Regions from separate parts of the Homo sapiens genome. Here region 1 is linked to region 2. Evidence: chromatin loops called from intact Hi-C (ENCODE). Cell type or tissue: Panc1. All regions are shown on one strand. Region 1 holds the start of KIR2DS4 (killer cell immunoglobulin like receptor, two Ig domains and short cytoplasmic tail 4 (gene/pseudogene)). Region 2 holds the start of LOC101928804 (a long non-coding RNA gene).

Evidence for each region. A loop is a pair of places that touch in the nucleus more often than their neighbours do. Peaks named below come from ENCODE experiments on the same cell type or tissue, not always from the same donor. Only the 100,000 strongest peaks of a DNase experiment are listed, where the experiment ranks them.
Region 1: it touches region 2 in a loop (10-fold over the local background); 15 of 110 quality-filtered maps call a loop at or near these places.

Annotation. Positions count from the first base shown.
Region 1 is chr19:54,831,176-54,833,675 of GRCh38, forward strand. KIR2DS4 (killer cell immunoglobulin like receptor, two Ig domains and short cytoplasmic tail 4 (gene/pseudogene)) reads left to right here and starts at 1,532. Exons shown (of 7, transcript NM_001281972.2): 1 at 1,532-1,623. The coding sequence starts at 1,590. In Panc1, no CTCF peak of the experiment used is centred here; no DNase peak of the experiment used is centred here.
Region 2 is chr19:54,769,858-54,772,357 of GRCh38, forward strand. KIR2DL1 (killer cell immunoglobulin like receptor, two Ig domains and long cytoplasmic tail 1) reads left to right here. Exons shown (of 8, transcript NM_014218.3): 1 at 1-27; 2 at 992-1,027. It overlaps LOC101928804 (a long non-coding RNA gene), which reads right to left and starts at 1,207. Exons shown (of 3, transcript NR_110738.1): 1 at 1,165-1,207; 2 at 884-1,080; 3 at 1-34. In Panc1, no CTCF peak of the experiment used is centred here; a DNase peak (open chromatin) is centred at 1,423.

The DNA of each region.
Region 1 (2,500 bases), 61 kb after region 2:
GTGTAAATCAAAAATATTCAGAGAAAATGTCCACAAAGTTTCAAAATGCAAAACTATGTTGAATGGACACAAATGAGGCAGTGTGTAGGCTGTATCAGGAATTATAAGTAATCAAGAGATGATTTCATGTATACAGGAGGATGTGCATGGGTTATATCCAAATGCTGTGTCATTTTATGTAAGAGGCTTGAGCATCTGCAGATTTTGGTACCTGAGTGGAGATCCTGAAACCAATCACCCACGAATAGTAAAGGATGACCGTATATGACTTTTATTTCTCAATTTTAAATATAAATCATAAAAAATGTACAATAACTAGATAAAAAGTAAGAAGTGTTTTTATAGTGTGAGAATAAGTTTAGATTTATTTTTTCCTACGTGTAACCCTTTGGTTTAATATTATTTATTAAGAAGACATTCTATGCCACCTTAAACCACACGGCAGCCTTTGTCAACTCTAAAGGGACTGTGTGTACACGGATGTATTTTAGACACTGTTTCTGCTAAGGGGCTCTCTGTGTCCACACTCTTGAGGATGCTGCACTTCATGTAGCCTTATAAAACCCTTTAAATTTAGTAGCCAGAGCCCTCTAATTTGTTATTATAGGCTACTTGCTATTTTTTTTTCTTGAGGCGGAGTCTTGCTCTGTCGCCCAGGCGGGACTGTAGTGGAGCAATCTCAGCTCACTGCAACTTCCGCCTCCCAGGTTCAGGCGATTCTCGTGCCTCAGTCTCTTGAGTAGCTGGCGTTTCAGGTGCCTGCCACCAGGCATGGCTAATTTTTGAATTTTTAGCAGAGACGCGGTTTCACTGTGTTGGCCAGGCTGCTCTCAATCTCCTCATCTCAGTTGATCCGCCCACCTCGGCTTCCCGACCTGCTGGGGGAAACTTGATTTTCTATAGCATTATGTTACTGGATATTTCTGTAAAATTTAAAATGAGGGAGGCAGAGAGACAGAGAGAGAGCAAACTCCAGAGTTGGGACTCTGGAATCTTGAGTCATGAGACAAATTATAGATAAAACTACAAAAATCCAGAATTTACATGTGTGGTTTTTGCTGATAAAGTACAATTCTAAGATTGTAAATAATTGCATAATCCTTCCCTGGGAATTTAAATCATTTGAACTGGTTCTGCTGTAATACTAGAAATACAAGCATGAACAATTCTAATGGTTTATTAGTCACAATGACTCTGAAAACACTAATAATACCTATTAGATATTTTGCATATTACACAGGAAGAAGAGTTCGAATCTCAGATAAAAACAATAAAAATTCATGAAAAGTCTTTCATGTTAGCACAGATTTTAGGCATCTCATGTTTGGGAGGTTGGATCTAAGACATGTTTTGAGTTGGTCATAGTGAAGGACGCGAGGTGTCAATTCTAGTGAGAGCAATTTCCAGGAAGCCATGTTCTGCTCTTGAGCGAGCACCCACTGGGCCTCATGCAAGGTAGAAAAAGCCTGCGTACGTCACCCTCCCATGATGTGGTCAACATGTAAACTGCATGGGCAGGGCGCCAAATAACATCCTGTGCGCTGCTGAGCTGAGCTGGGGCGCGGCCGCCTGTCTGCACCGGCAGCACCATGTCGCTCATGGTCATCATCATGGCGTGTGTTGGTGAGTCCTGGAAGGGAATAGAGGGAGGGAGCGTGGGGATGGAGATCTGGGCCCAGAGGTGGAGATATGGGCCTGGAGGTGGAGTTATGGGCCTGGAGTGGAGATCTGGGCCTAGAGATGGAGTGATGAGCCTAGAAGTGGAGATCTGCGCCTGGAGTGGAGATCTGGGCCTGGAGTGAAGATCTGGGCCTGGAGTGGAGATATGGGCCTGGAGTGGGGATAGGAACCTGGAGTGGAGAGAGGAACCTGGAGGAGAGATAGGAACCTGGAGGGGAGGTAGGAGCCTAGGGTGGAGATATGGGACTGGAGTGGAGATATGGGACTGGAGTGGAGATATGGGCCTGGAGTGGAGTTATGGGCCTGGAGTGAAGTTATGGGCCTGGAGGTGGAGATACGGGCCTGGAGTGGAGATATGAGCCTGGAGTGGAGATATGGTCCTGGAGTGGAGATATGGGCCTGGAGTGGAGATATGGGTCTGCAGTGGAGTTATGGGCCTGGAGTGAAGTTATGGGCCTGGAGGTGGAGATATGGGCCTGGAGTGGAGATATGGGACTAGAGTGGAGATAGGGGCCTGGAGGTGGAGATCTGGGCCTGGAGTGGAGATCTGGGCCTGGAGTGGAGATCTGGGCCTGGAGTGGAGATATGGGCCTGGAGTGGAGATATGGGTCTGCAGTGGAGATATGGGCCTGGAGGTGGAGATATGGGCCTGGAGTGGAGTTATGGGCCTGGAGTGAAGTTATGGGCCTGGAGGTGGAGATATGGGCCTGGAGTGGAGATATGGGACTAGAGTGGAGATAGGGGCCTGGAGGTGGAGATCTGGGCCTGGAGTGGAGATATGGCCCTGGAGTGGAGATATGGGCCTGGAGTGGAGATATGA
Region 2 (2,500 bases):
TCTTGGTCGTCAGCATGGCGTGTGTTGGTGAGTCCTGGAAAGCAATAGAGGGAGGGAGTGAGGGGATGGAGATCTGGGCCCAGAGGTGGAGATATAGGCCTGGAGGTGGAGTTATGGGCCTGGAGTGGAGATCTGGGCCTGGAGTGGATATATGGGCCTAGAGATGGAGTGATGGGCCTAGAAGTGGAGATCTGGGCCCAGAGGTCGAGATATAGGCCTGGAGGTGGAGTGATGGGACTGTAGTGGAGATCTGGGCCTGGAGTGGAGATAGGAACCTGGAGGGGAGATAGGAACCTGGAGGGGAGATATGGGCCTGGAGGTGGAGATATGGGCCTGGAGTGGAGTCATGGGCCTGGAGGTGGAGTTATGGGCCTGCAGTAGAGATATGGGCCTGAAGTGGAGACATGGGCCTGGAGTGGAGATATGGGCCAGGAGTGGAGATATGGGCCTAGAGGTCGATATCTGGGCCTGGAGTGGAGATATGGGCCAGGAGTGGAGATATGGGCCTAGAGGTCGATATCTGGGCCTGGAGAGGAGATATGTGCCTAGGATGGAGATACGGGCCTGGGTGTGGAGATATGGGACTGGAGAGGATATATGGGCCTGGAGTGGAGATATGGGACTGGAGAGGAGATATGGACCTGGAGTGGAGATAAGGGCCTGGATTGGAGATATGGGCCCAGGGTGGAGATCTGAGCCTGGATTGGAGATATGGGCCTGGATTGGCGATATGGGCTTAGGGTGGAAATATCGGCCTGGAGTGGAGATATGGGCCTGGAGTGGAGATATGGGCTTGAGGTGGGGATATGGACCTGGAGGCTGGGTCTCTGCACAGCCGACAGCCCTGTTCTTGGGTGCAGGTAGGCACTGAGGGTGAGTTTACCTTCAGCCCAGGAAGGGCCTGGCTACCAAGACTCACAGCCCAGTGGGGGCAGCAAGGGTGCCCTGGTTTGCCTGCAGATGGGTCATCCATCATGATCTTTCTTTCCAGGGTTCTTCTTGCTGCAGGGGGCCTGGCCACATGAGGGTGAGTCCTTCTCCCAACCTTCGGGTGTCATCTCCCCACATAAGAGGATTTTCCTGAAATGGGAGGGAAGTCCTGTCAGGGAGTCTCTCATAAACTAGGAAGAAGGGACCCTGGGGTGCTGGGCCCACATTTCTGACCTTGCCTCCCTGGCCTTTCATTCCCTTGGCAGAGTCAAGTTCTGTGGGGACCAGGGTTAGACTACGGTGCTCAAAGCTGGGGTGTGTGGTGGGGAAGTGGTAGGAACAGCAGATCCTCTGAGGACAAAGGTGTTACTCACACACTTCAGCGTTTCCATGACGGTAGGGGCTGCAGTGTGGCTGCTGTCATTCTACCAGAAGAGGTGGGAAAACCACAGCCATGGCCCTGACATTCCAATCCTCTGATGGGGACTCAGTTGTTTATTTTCGTTCAGGCATCGGCTGATATTCCATTCTCAAAGGACATGCCCTCCACCCCATGTCTACCCTGTGTTGTTTTATGTGAGTAATCTTACAGTATTAAAATCTAGTAGGAGTCTCTTACTCAGCACTTGCTCAAAGTTCTCAGCTGACACTTTTGTTGTAGGGAGACACCTTGTGTTTGCGGGATGGGTCCTTCCTTTAGCCCTGGGCACCAAGGTGTGATAGCAGCCATAGAAACTTGGAAAGCGAGGAGAATCTTCAGAGCACAGGGAGGGAGGGGCGGCTCCACATCCTCCTCTCTAAGGCGGTGCCTCCTTCTCCCCACGGTGGTCAGGACAAGCCCTTGCTGTCTGCCTGGCCAAGCCCTGTGGTGCCTCCAGGACATGTGATTCTTCAGTGTCATTCTTATCTTGGGTTTAACAACTTCAGTCTGTAAAAGGAAGATGGGGTGCCTGTCCCTGAGCTCTACAACATAATATTCTGGAACAGCCTTTTCATGGGCCCTGTGACCCCAGCACACGCAGGGACCTATACATGTCGGGGTTCACAACCACACTACCCCAGTGGGTGGTCGGCACCCAGCAACCCCCTGGAGATCACGGTCACAGGTCAGAGGGCTCCTGTCTGGGATTCTCCTTGTCCCACCTCCTGAATCCCAGAGCTCCTGGTGGGCGTGTCCTTGCGGGTCCCATCATGCAAGTCCTGACTGTATTTGGGGTAAAGGGGGATTGAATACAGGGAAATGGGTGCTGTGGTGGGAAGAATAATTGTCCCCAGTGATGACTACATTCTAATCCCTGGAGTCTGTGACTATTTATGATATAGGGGAAGGGACTGAAGGAGAAGATGGAGCTCAGGTTGTTGATGAGTTGACCTTGAGATGGGGAGACAGCCTGGACTGTCCTGATGGGCTCAGTGTAGTCACAGGGGTCCACATGAAAGGAGGAGGAAGAGGGGAGTGGGGATTACAGCAGCATAATGGGAGTCTCCATCAGCTTTGAAGGTGGAGGAAGTCCAGGAGCCATGAATGCAGGTGGCCTATAGAGGCTGGAAAAGTCAAGGAACTGATTCT